2 separate regions of the Mus musculus genome follow, and region 1 is linked to region 2. A link is a loop called in an ENCODE intact Hi-C map of the cell type or tissue named here. Cell type or tissue: left cerebral cortex. All regions are shown on one strand. Links, peaks and the distances in the headings refer to the core of each region. The heading gives the core; the rest is flanking DNA. Region 1 holds the start of Tbc1d2 (TBC1 domain family, member 2). Region 2 holds the start of Xpa (xeroderma pigmentosum, complementation group A).

Region 1 (9,047 bases), core at 2,907-5,406, 450 kb before region 2:
CTGGCTCAGGCATGAAGACAGTTGGGATCACTGTGTGACTGGTAGTCTTTATGGCTATAAAGATGGGCAGCAAAGATGCTGTATGGTTTCTATAAACTCAGCCCAGGGAGTATCACTTTTACAAGGTGTGGTCCTGTTGGACAGGATGTGGCCTTGTTGGAATAGGTGTATCACTGTGAGTGTGGGCTTTAAGATTCTCATCCTGCCAGGCGTGGTGGCAACGCCTTTAATCCCAGCACTTGGGAGGCAGAGGCAGGCGAATTTCTGAGTTCGAGGCCAGCCTGGTCTACAAAGTGAGTCCCAGGATAGCCAGGGCTACACAGAGAAACCTTGTCTCGAAAAACCAAAAAAGAAAAAAAAAAGATTCCCATCCTATCTGCCTGGAAGTCAGTCTTCCACCAGCAGCCTTCAGAAGATGTAGAACTCTCAGGTCTGCCTGCACCATGCCTGCCTAGATGCTGCCCTGCTCCTCCTCAATGATGGACTGAATCTCTGAACCTGTAAGCCAGACCAATTATATGTTGTCCTTTATAAGAATTGTCTTGGTCATGGTGTCTGTTCACAGCAACAAAACCCTAACTAAGACAGAAGCCAATAGCTTCTAACTAGAAAGCCATGTCCCCCACTCTGGTGTGTTTATTTACAGGAATATAAACATGAGAAGAGTACTTATAAACTTAGCATATCATAAACATTAACAGTGTAGGGAATCTCGAAACCAGCTCAACACACCCCAAGACACAAACCTCAACACACAGGACATTTATTTGTCCCAGAGGGGAAAATGGCAGGGAATATGAAACAAAGACTGGAGACAGAGGATGAAGGAGAAGAAGAGAACAAAGGAGAGGGGAAAAAAATAGGTGAGGGAAAGGGGTAAGGGTTATTTGTACTGGAGGACAAAGAGCTGCCCCTGGATAGAGATGAGACAAATGTTGCACATAGGAAAATGGCAATTTATAAAAGTATAAGGGGAAACCCTGTGTTAGGATGAGGTTTTCATTTTAATTCGGCAATGTTAATTAGGTGAGCAAAAGGGTTTTTGTTTTTTTGTTTTTTTAATTTCTGGACTTCATTGGTCACTTAAGATCCATCCTTTGTAACCCTGACAACAGCTGTTCTGAGCTTGGTCTCTATGAGTTAACTAATTTATATGTGCCCTCTGAGCCTGGCTTCTTTCACTTAGAAAAATATTCAAATTCACCCATGTTGTTCCAAAACAAAACCAAAACCCCAGGATTTTCTGACTTTTAAAGATCTACTTTGCAAATCAAAAATACTACAATCTAGAGAAATTGAACAGCTTCCCAAAGCTCACAATTGTGATTGTGCTAAAATTCTAATAGCGGAGTCCATGAACGCTTGTGACTTACCTGAGTGGGGATTCCTGGTAAGAACAGTGTTTTAGGGGCTTCTCCCCTCTCCTATCCAATTACTTATAATGGCCACTTGTACCCTTTAAACTTAAATGGTGGGAGGGTATGTGGATGTGGGTGCACCCGTGGATGGCTCGGGTGTGTCAGTGAGAGGGCTGTAGGAGTCAGTTCTTTCCATTTACCTTGTGGGAGTCAGGGACTGAAGTCACCTCAGTCAGACGCTGCAGTGAGCGACTTATCCACTGAGCACCCCGACAACACCATGTCCTCCTTTACCTAGTTACACAGGGAATTTGATTTTATTCCTAAGGCTTGAAAGAAATTGTCATTAATTTAAAAATTACATTGTGTGTGTGTGTGTGTGTGTGTGTGTGTGCTTGCACAAAGGTCAGATGGTACCGTTTTGGAGTCTGTTCTCTCCTTCTGCCGTGTGGGACCAGGGACAGAACTCAGGTAGGTCATCAGCTTGAGCAGCAAGCACCTTGACCCCAGCCATCTACACAGCCCAAGACTAACTTGTCTGTATTATTTTCACACATTATGTCATTGTGGTCAAGGTATTTGCAGATTCTTTATGGAAACCAAAAAAATCTCTTTCTGACCTGGAACATAAGAGATTGGATGTTCTCTACGAGAGTCAGCCTTATCACAGAATTCTTGGAACTTATTTCCTTTCTACTGACTCTTGTAAAGTCTGAAAGCAGTATGAAAGCCCATTGCAGCCAGGCACGGAGGTGCATTCCTATAATCTCAACAGTTCGGAAGTGGGCTCAAGAGGGTAGCAAGGTAAAAAACTGGGAAAATTATTCAGCTACAGGAAGCAGCCTTTCACTCCTGAGTCTGGTTGAAGTCTCTTGCTTGCTGAGAATATCAAGATGAGGAACAACTGCTTCAGGCCTTTCTCTCTTCCTATTGGTAAACCTGTAATTTTTTAGGAATCTTACTAGAAAGCCCCTCTGGGGTAAGAGATGTTCTAAGTGTCTTGTGTAACTCTAATTGATCCTGGCTTTATCTTATCATATTGTAATTCCAGCCAAGGTACCTCCAGAGCCAGTCTCTCACTATTGGAAAGGAGGTCCAAAATAAAATTTCTTAGTAATCCTTTGAGATGTCACTTGAAGCCACCAAAATAGTACATATGGCTAGAGCTAAGTCCCTAAAGTAAGACTGTGAGAAGTCCACACTCATACTCTAGGGTCTCCTGGGCACCTTTTTAAAACACTCCGATCTGCTTCTTACTGGTTCATCCGCAAGCTCGTCTCTGCAATACAGGTGAGGATTCAGTTTCATGTGGGTTGTGGTCCCTAAAGGTTTGCGAGAACTCACAGCTGCTGTGTCTGGCTCTGCTGCCAATGGCAGGACTGTTCAAAATTCAAAGTCATATTTGGCTACACAGCAAGCTTGAGCCCAGCCTGTGCTGTATGAGATCCTGTCTTAAACAATAATTTAATTGTAGCATTTTCCAGTTTTCAGTGGTGTGAATTCTGCTAAACACCCTATTGTCCTCTTGGTGGCTTACAGCTTTTAAGTCGTTTATTGACTTTCAGTTGCAGCCAACATTTAATGAAGACTCACCCTTTTCTACCTTCTGTATTTGGAGCTTCGGGCATACTATCAAAAACAGTTCTGAGGATAGACAGGTGTGGATCAAGGAAGTACTGAAGGATTTCTTAAAAATGCAAAATTATCAACAGAGGTACGATGGCCAATGTTGATTTGGGATGAGAAAATAATCTGTTTCCAATAAAAAAGACCCCCCCGCCCCCGCGCGAGCGCCTGGTATTTAGTAGACAATACTGATTTGTAACCTTCCCCATCTACAAAATCCAACGCCCAGTGGCCTCTCCAAGTCTAGGAGGGCTCCTTAGTTTCACCATAAATTCTCTTGTTGTGGAGGGAAGGGTAGGTGTGAGCCCTGCCCATCCTTATGTGAGAAAACCTTAGCAAAGTCGCTCAACGATAGAGAATCTTAAAAATATACAGGTACTCAGAGAGGGTCGCTACTGCCATACTTCCACTAAAAAACCCTTGCCTGTAAACGGATCGCACAAGGGAGTTGAGGTGACGGGCAAAGTAACCGGCAAGAAAGATGAGACTCCAGAAGAGAGGTGAACCAGAACAAGGTGTATCGATCTAGTGGCGAAACACGCCTCGGGGCGCTTTGGTAAACTGAGGCAGGAGGTTGAGGGAATCAGTTGGATCCTAGCCCTGCTATTTAAAGCTCTGCTCTGTCCTCGCGGTGCTCCGCGTTCCCGCCAGTGCAACAAGGCGCCCGAGGTAAGGCGACTGGGGCTGTAAGGTGAAATGCGAGCCGAGGCAGGGGTGGTGGAGGAGGTGGTGTCCGACCAGAGCGATCGCGGGAGGTGACTGGGAAAACTTCCAAACTTTTAGGTTCAGGATCGGAAACGGAGCGCTCGGCCAATGGCTGCGCGATGCGCCGTCCCGCGGTGACTCGCGCGGCACCCGTAGAGTGGCGGCTGGAGAGGACGCCATGCTCCAGCGCCTCCACGCGAACCCCACGGCCACGTAGCTTGGCCTGGCTTCCTGCATCCCTCCCCACGCTTAAAGCGCCTCGGAGAAAGAAAAAGCCTTGTTTTTAAACAGAGGCGCCCGCACGCGCCGCGGGCGAACGAAGCAACATGGCCGACAGCGCGGAGGAAAAGCCGGAAGTTGGCTTGGTGGGCGGGACCCGGGGCGGTCCTCGCGTGACAGGGGCGTGGCCTGCCGTCCTGCGCTGAGTTTGCTGTCAAGTGTCTAAGGCGCTCTCTCCGGCGCCGGCAGGGGTGCTCTCCGCCTTCTTCTAGGGGCTGGACCGGACCGGCTCCGCCCCAGCCAGGTATCGCCGGTTCCCAGGTGCCCGTCGGACCTCCCGCATTCCAGTGCCGCAGGCCTGTGCAGCGGGCCAGCAGCGATGGAGGACGCCCCCGAGCGCACTCCCTCTTCCTCGGAGTCCACACAGCCTCCGGGCTTGGCCAGGGAGCCCGAGGTGGTATCTCCCGGGGATTCGGAGGGCTGCGCCCGGCCTCTAGACACGGTCCCTAAGAAACTCTGTGGGTATTTAAGTAAGTTTGGCGGCAAAGGACCCATCAAGGGCTGGAAATGCCGCTGGTTCTTCTACGATGAGAGGAAGTGCCACCTGTATTATTCGCGCACCGCGCAGGATGCAAACCCCTTGGACAGCATCGATCTCTCCAGTGCGGTCTTTGACTGTAAGGCGGACGCTGAGGAGGAGGGCACTTTTGAAATCAAGACTCCCAGCCGGGTTATTACCCTCAAGGTAAGTGGAACTCCGCACTTTACAGCTCGAGCTAGTTTTCAGGGCCAATGCATGGCCACCGCAAATTAACCCGGACGGTGATCACCATCCAGTCAGTGCCCCAGAGCCTGGAGCTGTCCCACTTAGCTTTCACACCATTTCCTTATTGCCTTCCCACAGGCAAGGGTGAGGGACTCCTTTTATGCATTAAGAAACTGATTCATAGACAAAAGGGAATGGCCCAGCCCAGGCATTTACAATGCTGTGGCTCACTTTTTGGAATCTTCCAGTGCTGTTATCAAACCTGGTATTGAAGCAGTCAGGGTACTGTGGTTGCACTCGCTGAGGCCAGGATCTGATTCATATCTTGGTGTTTTGGCCAACGGGAGGGAATGCAGACATGGGTAGGGATTAGGAAGGAAAATATGTAAGTTCACTGATGGGCCTAGATTGTTCATCCAGGCATGCCTGAACTAGTGAGTTCTTAGTAAATGCCTTTTGAATAAACACGTATGCACACACGGAGTGATGGAGCCACAGGTCAGAACCTATCTATCATGTTAAGGGGAAGTGTCCTGTTACCTGTCTGGGAAGATGGATGTGGGCTTAGGTTAGTTCTCTAGGCAGAGGAGTGCAAGGATGAAGGTCTTTCTTTCCACTGCCTGGTCTCTGTCTCCCTATGTCCTCAACCTGCAGCTGTTCAGATACTAGGATGCCGGGAGGTGTAGTTCTCCTTTCCTGGCAGTGTGGCCAGTTGGCTAGGCTGGAATCCAATTTTTAAACAAGAAAGGACATTTTAGAGGTCATGTGGGCTTAGGTCTTGTGTTCCTTCCACAAGACAAGTGCTGTTGGTCAGGGTCCCTCAGCACATGATTTATTTATTTATTTTTATTTTTTTGGTTAGTCCATACATATGCCTGGCTCTGTGCTAGGCTTTGGGGTGTGGATCAAGTCAGACTTGCTCAACTCTGCACCGCATTCTCAAACAGCTCGAGGTGTGATGGGGAAACTGGCAGGCATGGGTAAGTGCCTCATGGAGACTCTGCGAAGAGTTTGGACAGTAACAGTGTGGTGACAGAGGGATCGGCTCCTCCAAATGAGGAGGGGAGCTTTTCAGAAAGACATCGTCACTTTAAACAAGTGGTGATGGGAGAGAGACGATGATGCTGAGAGAGCATAGGCAGACAGGTGGGAAACATAGTGTAAGTACGAGTCACAGGCAAGCAACAGGAGCCTGGCATACATAGGTGCCCAAAGGATGGAGGTGAAGGGGGTGACACTGGGGAGTGAGGCCAGGGCCTTGGACTTTGTTTCTAGGCTGTAGAAGCTGTCTGAGAGCCTTAAGCTAAGAGAGTACAATGAGATTAGAGTGCTCAGAGAGCTCAGCCTGGCTGTTGGGCAGAGAGCAAATTGGGATAAGGAGAAGCTGGTAAGCAGAGAGCCCAGGAGGGGATGGTGGCTGAGCAGGAGCTGTGGCCCTGGAGAAAATGCAGATGACAGAGATGTTAGGCCTGTGGATGCAGGGTATAGGAATTGGCAGGTGGCCTGGTTGCAATAGCGCAGACAGAAGAGGCCTCACGGTGAAGAAAACATCCAGACCCGTGCCATCTGAAGTAAACTCTGGTTAGATCTAAGGGCTGCCTCTCGAGTGCTGGCCTGCCCGTCACAGGGTCGGTCTCCGTCGAACATGTCGAATGAGTTCAGGAGTAAAACGAGGTGCTTGTGTCTGTCTGGGGTCTATCGGGTTGTGGTGACGCCTAAGAGAAATGGAAGTGTCGGAGGAACAGAGTGCGGACAGAAAAGACTGGTAGATATTAGTCTGTCTCATTGATATCTGAGTAGCAGGCCAAGGGACTCCATAGAACTTGAGAGTTCTAGTTGAGTTTGTTTCCTTGAGAAACACCATGGCCAAAAGCAATCTGGGGAAGGCAAGGCTTCCTTACACACCATAGTCCTTCCCTGGGGGGCAGGAACTCAAGCAGGAGCCTGGGGGCAGAGCCCATAGTGGCACCCTGCTTACTGGCTTGCTTTCTCTGGCTTGCTCAGCCTCCTCTGTGTAAGCCGAGAGTACAGTGGTTCTCAGTCTGTTGGTTGCAACCTCTTTGGGGGTTGCCTATCAGACATTTACATTACGATTCATAACAATAGCAAAATTACAGTTACGAAGTAGCTATTAAAATAATTTTAGGGCTGGTGAGATGGCTCAGTGGGTAGGAGCACCCGACTGCTCTTCCAAAGGTCCGGAGTTCAAATCCCAGCAACCACATGGTGGCTCACAACCATCTGTAATGAGATCTGATGCCCTCTACTGGAGTGTCTGAAGACAGCTACAGTGAACTTACATATAATAAATAAATAAATCTTTAAAAAAAAAATAAAAATAATTTTATGGTCAAAGGTCCTCACAGCATAAGAAACTGTGTTAAAGAGTCGCAGCATGAGGAAGGTTGAGAACCACTGACCTAGACATGCCTGCCTGGGTATGGCGCCGCCAACAGTGGGCTGAGCTCTCCTCCATGGATCAGTAACTAAGAAAATGCCTCACAGACATGGCTACAGGGCAATATGATCTAGACCATCCTTTGATTAAGTCACAGTTTCCCAGGTGAGTCTTAGTTTGTGTCATGTTGACAGCTGAAGCTCATGGTGACAATCTCTCTCCCTATGCAGGTCACACCTCTCTGAAAGAGAGAGCTTGCCCTGGCTGCTCTGTAGCCTTTGCCACCCTTTCGTAGCCTTGAGGCTGTCTGCTCCAGCAAGCCACCCATCATCTAAGCCCACCAAGGCTTGTACTTTTAAAAGTATATTTAAAATAAACTTCCAGTTTTCAACTGAGAGACCTAGTTTCTGGGGCCTGGGCCACTTATATCCATCTGTGGGAAAAGGCTGGTCACTCCTGCCTTCTCCCTACAAGATCCAGAAAGCTGACAGATGTAAAAACAGCTGTTTAGTCCATCAGTTGGGAAAGTAGTGACTGACATCACCACAAAGCAATTGAGGAAACAGAGGCACAGAGACATTGAGGAGTCCCTAAGGAGAAAACCAGAGCCTGATTCTGTTTGTTTGTTTGTTTGTTTGTTTCTGGCCCCGCTTGCTCCAGGCCCCTGCTCCGGCCATATTTATTTTATGTATGTGAGTACACTGTAGCTGTCTTCAGACACACCAGAAGAGGGCATCAGATCCCATTACAGATGGTTGTGAACCACCATGTGGTTGCTGGGATTTGAACTCAGGACCTCTGGAAGAGCTGAGCCATCTCTCCAGTCTGAGTGCCATTAGAGAAGTGAATATAGACACACACACACACACACACACACACACACACACACACAGAGTGGACAGAGTTCCTGAACCTTCCGTGAGCTCTGTAGGCCAGGCCTAGTGTTACCCTAAGGCCTGGGACCTTACTAACCAATGCTTGTGCTTCTCAGGCTGCCACCAAGCAGGCCATGCTCTACTGGCTACAGCAGCTGCAGATGAAGCGCTGGGAGTTCCACAACAGCCCACCTGCACTTCCCGCCACCCCTGCTGCCGCCCTGGCTGAGAATGGGCCCACCCTGCACCTCAAACTAGGTACCAGCCGGCTGGTCTCCAGCCACAGACCCAAGCATCTGATAGCCAGGCTTTCCCCCTCTTGCTGGGAGCGTGGGAGGAGCTCTCTGCCAAGAAGCAGGACCAGGAATGAACGGGATGTTGAATGGGATGTAGGATGGGTTAGGACAGGAACCTGGGCTGGCTGCTTGAGTTCAGGTCTCAGTCATGGGTGATTTCAGGCGAGTTGCCAAGCCTCTCTGAGATGCAGATTCCTTCCCTTCCAAATGAGGTGAAAAAAATTAGATCCGTCTTAGCATTCTTCCGAGGCTTAGCTGAATCCATATGCCGCAGATGCTTAGAGCAATGCCTGCATAGGGTCAGCACCCAGAACATTGTAACATCCCTAAGGCATCGCAGGAAGTTACACCTGCTCACTTGTGAGAAAGTGCAGTGCTGGCTTCTTACACACGTCTGTGGTGATTCTCTGTTATGACATTAACCCTGATGTTTTCAGAGAACAAAGTTCTTTGTCCTATATTGCCTGCAAGTGAGGTTTCATCTCTCTCTCTCTCTCTCTCTCTCTGTGTGTGTGTGTGTGTTTGTGTGTGTGTGTGTGTGTGTATTTATCAGGGGTTGAATTCTGGATCTCATGAATGCTAGCTAACCACTCTGCCATTAAGCCACCATCCCTTACCCTTGGATTTTAGTCCAGTTTGGCCTCCTTAGCAGTAGGATAATGAACATGTGCCATCACGATTTGCTGTGAGTGAAGGCTTTTTTTTTTTTTTTTAAATACAATTTTTTTTAAAGATTTATTTATTTATTATATGTAAGTTCACTGTAGCTGTCTTCAGACACTCCAGTAGAGGGCATCAGATCTC
Region 2 (8,844 bases), core at 6,345-8,844:
ATTGTGAGGACAGAATGCCTGCATTTTGTGCTCTCGAAGGGAGCCTCACACGCATATGCACGCCATCTTTATGCATAGCATGTTTATGTGTGATGTCCATATGCATAGTGTCTTCATCCATAGCCTCTTTAGGATAATGTATAAGTCAATGATGAAAGTGACTGACTCGGGGGTGAGACATGGAGAATTTTTATTTTATTTTATTTTATTTGGTACCTCATGCGGTCTTAACTGTGTATCTATGCTCTCAACTTGATGCATAAATAAATAGATTAGATTACAAAACAATTTATTTTGTGAAAACAGAAGGGCAGTGGTGTTAATATAAAATGATAGCTGTGTAAACCTCCAGGCAATGAGAATATGGCTGAGTTTCCCTTGCCTTTTGTAAACCATCTGCATTTTTGCTGTCTTCTATTGTGATTTTTCTTTCCAGGGTTTGAGTCCCAGGGTATTTAAAAACAACAACAACAACAACAACAACACAACTCCTATATGGCTGAACTTCTTTTTGAATAAGAAAAGTCATAGTTTGTTTGTAAATCAGTTTTAAAAATCAGTAATATTGAGGTGAAATTTGCCACAGTGTAAAATGAGGGAATGCAAAGCTAACAGTCGAAAGTCGTCTTACAAGGGCATATACAGACTGGTGGTCACTCAAGCAGGACATAGAACAGTTCTGTTTCCCGGGAAGTCCCCCCACATCCCTTTGCAGCCAGCCTTCCCTGTTTCTCAGGCAACAGCAGGTCACCTGAACTTTGGTATTCTAGTTTAATTTCAACAGCTTTAGAAATTTCCAGAAATGGGAATTAAGCTGTATGTATTCATCAATTGAGAGCATATATATAGTTAAGACCTTATTAAATATGAAAGACTTCATTCACCCAAAACGATGTTGTAGAGATTTATGTTTCAGTACCAATAATTCATCATATTTAATATATAATGTGCGTCTGTGTCTGTGTTGTGAGTGGGGATTAAGGTCTCAACTCTCTGCTTTCTGCTCAGCAGATTGAAAGCACCCCAGCCCTGAGCAGCCTCTGGAGCCAGGCGGGTTCTCTGGCAGCTCATAGACCCGCATTTCCCCCTCCACGGGCGGCAGCTCCCGTCTCAGGTGAGAGCCACCCTGCTCGCTGCCATTGTTCTGCGAGTGACAGCCTCCCGGGCAAAAGCAGAGCCGTCAACCTGAGGGCTGTCAACTGCACACAAGAATTCCTTTCTTTGTCAGGCTGGGTGGTCTCTGTGGCTGCAGCGGCAACCTGCACAAAAGGTTTGGAAAAGCATCGTGCTACTGCAGGAAAACACGCCGCCACCCAGGTCTCTGAGAGCACTCCTTTGTGAGATTGGGATGAACCGATGCGCCTTTCCCTGGACCCGGACCAAATCACCACGCAGCCTGGGGCCAGGGCGTGCAGAAGTCAGCTAGATCCCGCTCCTCCCGGACCTCCGCACCTGGATGCTGTCCCGCACTGATTTCTACCAGAACGTTGGTGACAGACAGCTAGAAGGTTCCTGTAGAGGTACCCTGGCCTCACCATCTTGGCCTCCAAGAAAGGAAGATTTCAGACAGATTGTCATTACCAAGGTCAAACAGCCCCCAAATTCCATCCAGAACAAGTGCCCAAGTACAGAGCTTTCCTCGTTGACGATGCGATTTGTATCACTCCTAATCTGCTTGTGTTAGATGATGGCTCCCAAGTGCAGTGCAAAGTGTAATTTAATTTATAACTTCCCAGCCAACTAGGAGTGAGGTCACTAGGTGGGGTTTGGTTTGGTTTAGTTTGGTGCCCCCTACTGGCTATTGCTGACAACAGCCATTGCCGATAACTGCCAGGACCTTGAACACACTTGTGGGTAATTTCATCCGCATTTTATAGGTAAAGAAATTGAGGCTTATGGAGAAGACATAACCTGTCTAACTCACTGAGATTGGTTAAGACTCAGAGTTTAATGGGATTCCATGCCCCCGCCTCCTAGTAAGTAGCCCTTTCCTTTTAAGGCTCTATAAATACTTCAACTATCATGAGGCATATCTGGGAGTCTGCTGCTGCAAGGGTGATATGTTCAGGCCACAGATCAGCCAAGTCCATGCTCATGGATCAACCGCTGAGCAGTGCAGGTCAGGGCTGGTGAGCAGGGCTAAGAGGACCATGGTGGAGATGCTGGGGAAGAAGTACAAGATAGCACATGTTTCCTATCTTTGGTGTCAACCATTAGAGAATGAAGGTTTCACATTAGAACCCTGGGTTTTTTAGCTCCTCTTTAACAAAGTGCAGGCCCTGGCCTCTTTGGGCCTGCTCCAGCCTGTCACCGAAGCCTGCCTCCCTCTTTATTGTCCTCTTAGACTGAGGGTGACTGGCAGGTACCATTTCACCTTGAACATATGCTAGATTTCTTTTTATGAAACGAGAACAATAGCCAGGCATGGTGGCACACACCTGTAATCCTAGCTACTTGGGAGGGTGGGGCAGGAGGACAGCAAGTTCAAAGCCAGTCTAAGCAACTTAGCGAGATCTTGTCTCAAAGGAAAACGTTCTGAAAGAGGGTGGGGGTAGGGATGGAGCTCGGTGGAGATGCGCCAACCAGCACACTCCAAGCCGCAAACACACAGCATCAACAAAGCCAAGTTCACTTTTGAAAATCAGGTATTTATCAAAGAGAGAGCCCAAGAGACAGGAGTCGTGTGATTTGAGAGAAATAGGACATTTCATCAAAAACTAAGTTCGGAAGGCTGGGGAGGTGGTCTAGCAGTGTGCAAACTGGCAACCTGAGTTTGATCCCTAGAACTTATGGTGGAAAATCAAGTCCCCAAAATTGTCCTCTGGCTCCCACACGTGTGTGCACAAACATAATAATAATAAAAATAATAAAATAGGAAACAAATAAAGCTGAAAGAACTGCAGTGTCATACAGCAATCCCACTGGGAATTTAGAGTAGAAGTCTAGTATTCTGACCATGAATAAGTATGTGGATCCCATGCATGTTAACTGATTTAGTCATTGCACAATGTACAGGATCTTGCTATGTCACCCAGGCCAACCCGGAATGCATGGTAATCCTCCTACTTCAGCCTCCCAAGTGCTGGGATTACAGTGGTTAGTCATCGCGCCGAGCTAGAAATATTTTTAAATTAAAAATGTGAAGGGAGGGGCAGGGGATGTGGCTGTTCGTAGAGTGCTTGTCACAAACGCCCGAAGCCCTACGTTTGAGTCTTAGCACCACATAAAACAGACATGGTGGCGCATGACTTGGGAGGTTGATGTAGGAGGAGCTAAAGCTCGAGGCTATCCTTGGCTAGATGTTAAATCTGAAGCCAGCCTAGGATACATAAAAAGGAAAACAAAACAAAACAAAATAAAACAAAACAGAATACAAGTTTGTGAGGAAGCGAAGAATTTCTAAATGATTGAAAGATAAATGCCCAACCTCCCTAAGCTGTCTGCTATGGTTTGAATCTGAAATGTCTCAGATAGATGGATGCATTCAACACTTCATCCCCAGAGGGAGGGAACTTGACAAAACAGGGCCCAGCTGAAGGAAGCTTGTCACCAGGGATGTGCCTTTAAAAGTACATCTGGTTGGAGCGAGCGGCTCCACTCCACTGTGCCATTCCCACCATGACGGGCTGCAACCTTCCACACTGGGAGCCAAAGAAGTAATTCCAAGCCCCTCACCCCTTACTGTCCATACCAGGTATTTTGTCATGGTGGCGGAAAGTCTAACACAGGCTCCTGCCAGCTTGAGCCGAGCTCCCTGCATAGGAGTCTGGTGGAGCTTTGATGCCTTCTTGTCCGTGTGGATCAGACCCTCACCCTATCGACACTTCTGTCTCTAACATCTGAGAATCGTGGTGGCTGGAGGCAACTCTGAATGTGATCACGGCTGGGAGTCTGGGAGCTCACACTGCCTGTGGCCACAAAGGTCAAGCAGAGACAAGAACTCTATCAGGATGTTATGGCTTATCCAGAGAACAGATAAAATAAAGCAGAGAACAGATAATTCCTGAAGGTAGCAGATTTACATCTTAAACTTTATTGCATTTACTAATTTATTTGTGCATGCGTGTACCACGGCACATGTGACTTTCTGCTACCACATGGGTCACAAGGATTAAATTCAAATTGTCAAGCTTGGCAACAGGCACCTTTCCCTGCTGAGCCATCTCCTTGGTCCCCGGTTACCAATTTAAAAAGCAAGCAAGCAAGCAAACAGACAAACACCTGCCTTCCATCTCATCTCCATCTAGGAAGCTTTATAGGGAAGGGGTGGGAAGAAAGTCTGTCAGTCATTCCAAAGCTCCGTCTTGCCCCTCTGGATTCACACTCCGAAGGCGGTGTCCGTGACTCTCATTATCATCCTTTGTATCCCTTGCTTGCTTTCTATGAAATTCCATCCTATGAATGCCTGGGCTCAGACACTTCTTGAAACATGGGGTTGAGTTAGTATCTGGCAGTGTGAACTTTGGGCTTCTCCAGGGGCATCTGGATTGATAGGAAGAGGTGTGAGCCCCAAACAAGCAAAGCGCTAACAGCGTGCTCACGCTAACGTATTAATAAGTACACGTCGAGACTTCTCTGCCACCTGGCAGAGTACAAGTGTGTCTTTCTAGTATGGAATATGAAAGTGTCCCTATCTGTCCCTCCTGTCCTGTATCCCTGGGTCTGGTAGTTATTGAAGTGAGATGAATGTTCAGACAAATGGGAACAAAATGAACCCCCAGCCCACCCTGTGCCTTTGCTCCATGGATGTCACACCCAAAGCAGTAATCTTTTGGATTGGCTCGTCCAGACTTTCTTGGTAGATAAGGGTCACTTAGCTCTCTCCTCTGCACTCTGGCCACACAAATGGCTTTCTCACTCCCTAGGGGAATTCTCTAGAACTGCTGCAGACTCCGTAAGTATTCTCAACAGTTGCTTTGGAAAGCACAGCAGGAGTTTGTTTGTTTTAAAAGATTTATTTATTTTACATATATGAGCACACTGTAGCTGTACTGATGGTTGTGAGCTATCATGTGGTTGCTGGAGATTTGAATTCAGGACCTCTGCTCACTCTGCCTCGACCCCGCTTGCTTTGGTCTAAAAATTTATTTATTATTATATCTAAGTACACTGTATCTGTCTTCAGGCACACCAGAAGAGGGCACCAGATCGCTTTATTCGTTGTTGTGAGCCACCATGTGGTTGCTGGGATTTGAACTCAGGACCTTCGGAAGAGCAGTCAGTGCTCTTAACTGCTGAGCCATCTCTCCAGCCCACGGCAGTTCTTTAGAATGTTAGACACGGAGTCTCCGCATGCTTCAGCAATCCATGCCCACGTCTGGATCCAACAGAGACAGCATATGCTAGTACCTGGATGCTCACAGCAGGGGTGAGGTGACTGTTAAAGGTTGTGGGGTTTGTTTCTAAACTGACAAGAAAGAATGTTCTAGAGTGGGCTGTGGTGACATTTGTACAACCTGTGCCATATTGAACATGACTAGACTGCTTTAAATGGGTACATTGGAGAGCACGTGAACTGGGTCCGAGCAAAGCTAGTTAGGACACATTGCCTGTGTGAGGAGGGATCTGTCGATTTGCTCAGGGTTGTATCCTCATTGATTTCTGGTGACTGCAAGGACGTTCAACAGTTGGACAGATGATGCCCACTCTGGGCCAGCCCTCCTGGTTCCCGGATGCCAGAGGATGCTGCCTTAAGCCCAAGTGCATTTGGTACCCATTCAGAGCTCCATCGGTCATTAAAGATGGATGGCGCTGGTTGGGGGATGGGCTGAGGGCGAGGGATAAGTTTCAGAAGAGCAAAGAAGGAATATCCAGTTGAAATATCAAGAAAGAGCTTCAAGGTGTGGAGAAGAGAGTCCTTTCAGATAAGAGTGTGACAGGTGGTCATGTGACCAGACCAGATTAGACCGGAAGCTCCAGGAGAGGAAGAATAGGACTAATTCATTGCTGTGTGCTGGGTCCTCAGCCCGGGAGCTCTCAGTGACATGAAAACCTGCTCAAAGACATGCTTCTGTTGTGAGTGGGTGCCAGTGATGGCCAAGGTGACTGCATTTAAGGGCCAAAACCTCAGGGAATCAGAGGAAAAACAGCCCAGTCATGCACACAGAGAGACAGTCTGAGCACGGCCTCTGTCCGTGTCTTACCCCATCTTCCTGGATTCCCTTTTTCAGAGTCTACTTTCCTTCAGTTCCATTGGGGTTTCAATGCTCTCTGTCCTTTACGCAGCTTCCTTGTTTAGTCAGGATCTGTCAGTCTGGGAGGTGAAGGAGGTATAATGTGGGAAAGTGGATACAGTCATGGTTTCCTCGAGACAGGATGGGAAGAGGCAAGGACAGGGCCCCTGGTTTGCTGTCCCTGCCCTTTTTCCTTTTGTACCCCCACCAAGTGACTCATGTGTTTTGCTCTGAGCAAACCCGTAGCCTTTGTCACCCAGTGGAGTGTACAGATGAGGGCGAGCACTCTTCCTTTCTGAAGAGGGAGACTGCTTTGAGCTGAGGCGCCAGCTCACAGTTCAGACCTGGTTACCTGAAACTCTATCACAAAAAGTCCCTGAGCCAAAGGAGAGGGAGTTAACCTGGAAAGGAAGAACAAGTTGCCAAGAGTTTCAAAACACTGGGGCTCAGGACGCACCTGAGCCACACCCTGCAACCTGTCAGATTCGGTGCTTTGTGGGGGAGAGGATTCTGAGCACTGGCCACTCTCAGAGGTTATTTTGGGGGAGATCCTGTTACCTCATTCCCTCAGCCACCAAGCCAGAAATGTGCAGAGACTGTGGTGGTCATCACAGGTGCTGCCACTTAAGGTTTGGTGCTACCCAGGGGTGGGGTGGAGGTGGGGTTCTTTATAATTCTGGTGCTCAGATTCCCTGCTCTGGCCAGAAAATACATCCACAGAGTTGCACAATCATCAAGAGTGTCTAGTTCTAGAATTCTCATCACCTCAGGAGGCAGCCTCATACCTACAGAGGAGCATCTCCTCCTGGTTACTCCTTAGCTGCAAACTCTAGGAACCTCTGGACTGCTTTCTGTTATGGCGGGCTTGCTTATTCTGTGAGTTTCACATAAACATATGCATTTGTGAATGGCTTTTTCCTCTTAGAGTAACATTTTCAAAGTTCAGTCATGTCGTAGCATGGACCAGCGCTTCATTTTTCTCATGTTTGAAGAAAAATAGTTCATTGTATGGTAATACTATGCATTGTTTAGCCATTCAAAAGTTGATGGACATTTGGGTAGATTCCAGCTTTTGGTTTTCGGGAGCAGCTATGCTATGAACAAGCCCCCTGGCACATCGGTCCAAAACACGGGGAGTAACAATGTGCATTTCTTTTCCAAAGCCATCTTTGGAAAGATGGCTCACACAGGAGGAGTCACTGCCACATCACGTTTCCCCCACTGGATGAAAACAAGGGTTTCATTTGTGTATAGAATGGCCAGTCTGTTGTCATGGGGCTGTCTGGCTCTCCATGTGGCTATGGCTTTGGCTCTCTACCCATGGCCCGCAGCTGGGTTTGGAGCTCATACCACGTCCCACTTTTCTCTGTTGCCTTCCTGTTTTCTCATGCTTTTTAGCTGTCACACAGCCATTCTTTCCCAATGCTCTTTTCCATGTTCTCTTTACTTTTGGAGACAGGGTCTCATGTAGCTCAGGCTGGTCTGGAACACAGGGATGACTTTAAAGTCCTGATTCTCCCCCATCGCTTAGTCCGGATTGTTTGTCAACAAGTGCACTATCATCTCTTCCGCCACCACTCCTCGGCTGCGCAGGCGTACTGCCTCGCCCTTCATAGGCTTTTCCACCAGGACTCCTCGACTGCGCATGCGTAGCTCTTCTCCTTGCCTGGTGATGGAGTAGGGCCGGGTACTTGTGGCTCCGCTGTTCACCAACAATACGCGTTCCCTTCCTACGGAGTGTGTAGGCGATGGCGACGGCCGAGGAAAAGCAGACGTCACCTGAGCCCGTGGCCGCGGACGAGCCCGCGCAGCTGCCGGCCGCCGTACGCGCGAGCGTGGAGCGGAAGCGACAGCGGGCACTGATGCTGCGCCAGGCTCGGCTGGCTGCGCGGCCCTACCCCGCGGCGGCGGCCACCGGAGGTGGGGTCCCCTCCACGGGCGCGCGTAGGGCCTCCCTCCCGCGGGTTTGTGACCGCATCCCGGGCCTTCCCGCTGCGCCTTGGCCGCCCGCTCTGGCTCGGTGTGCGGGAACAGCCGAGCACGCCCGCGTCTCTGTGGTCCCTGGCCTTCCCTGTCGTGCCCTTTGCCCGGCACGTCTATGGTGCAGAGCTTTCAGCCTGCGCCGTCTCCCAGGCCAGCACCCAGCAGAACTGACCCTGACCCAGTCTTTTACATGGGCCGCGCCTTCCAGGGCTCAAAGTAGAATAACACTCGCAGAGCCTAGCACTTGGGAGTTACTCTATTGTATTCTTATGGACACCTTGGAAAATGGAAAGGGCAGGGCTTGGTAACCCTGTTTTACTGAGTGGCATGTTGCCCTGGGTTCATTTTGGCTATACTTGGCATTTTAGGGTAGCCCCTGTCTTGCTGTTTTCCGGTTTTAATGTCCGTTGTGCTTTAGGCTGCTGGTATTGCTCTTTGGAGTAATTCACCCGAGTTATTTCTACAAAAGTAATTTACTTCTTTTCAATCCCTCTTTCACAACTCCACTATATATATATATATGTGTGTGTGTGTGTGTGTGTGTGTGTGTGTGTGTGTATGTATATACATATATACATATACACACATATGTATGTATATATTTATATATATATACACACACATATGTGTGTGTGTGTTAAGTACTTGTTTTGGCAGCAGGTATAAATAATAATGCGTATATTTTATG

What was found. A loop is a pair of places that touch in the nucleus more often than their neighbours do. Peaks named below come from ENCODE experiments on the same cell type or tissue, not always from the same donor. Only the 100,000 strongest peaks of a DNase experiment are listed, where the experiment ranks them.
Region 1: a loop joins it to region 2, with 8 times the contacts of the local background. A loop is called at or near these places in 4 of 42 quality-filtered maps.

The regions. Positions count from the first base shown.
Region 1 is chr4:46,645,275-46,654,321 of GRCm38, reverse strand. Tbc1d2 (TBC1 domain family, member 2) reads left to right here and starts at 4,123. Exons shown (of 13, transcript NM_198664.3): 1 at 4,123-4,653; 2 at 8,064-8,205. The coding sequence starts at 4,288. In left cerebral cortex, for the core only: a CTCF peak has its summit at 4,145; a DNase peak (open chromatin) is centred at 4,081; H3K4me3 peaks cover 2,061 bases; H3K27ac peaks cover 801 bases.
Region 2 is chr4:46,195,298-46,204,141 of GRCm38, reverse strand. Xpa (xeroderma pigmentosum, complementation group A) reads left to right here and starts at 7,831. Exons shown (of 6, transcript NM_011728.2): 1 at 7,831-8,093. The coding sequence starts at 7,922. Gm31617 (a long non-coding RNA gene) reads right to left here and starts at 1,714. Exons shown (of 3, transcript XR_390536.3): 1 at 1,582-1,714. In left cerebral cortex, for the core only: no CTCF peak of the experiment used is centred there; a DNase peak (open chromatin) is centred at 7,822; H3K4me3 peaks cover 1,591 bases; H3K27ac peaks cover 1,714 bases.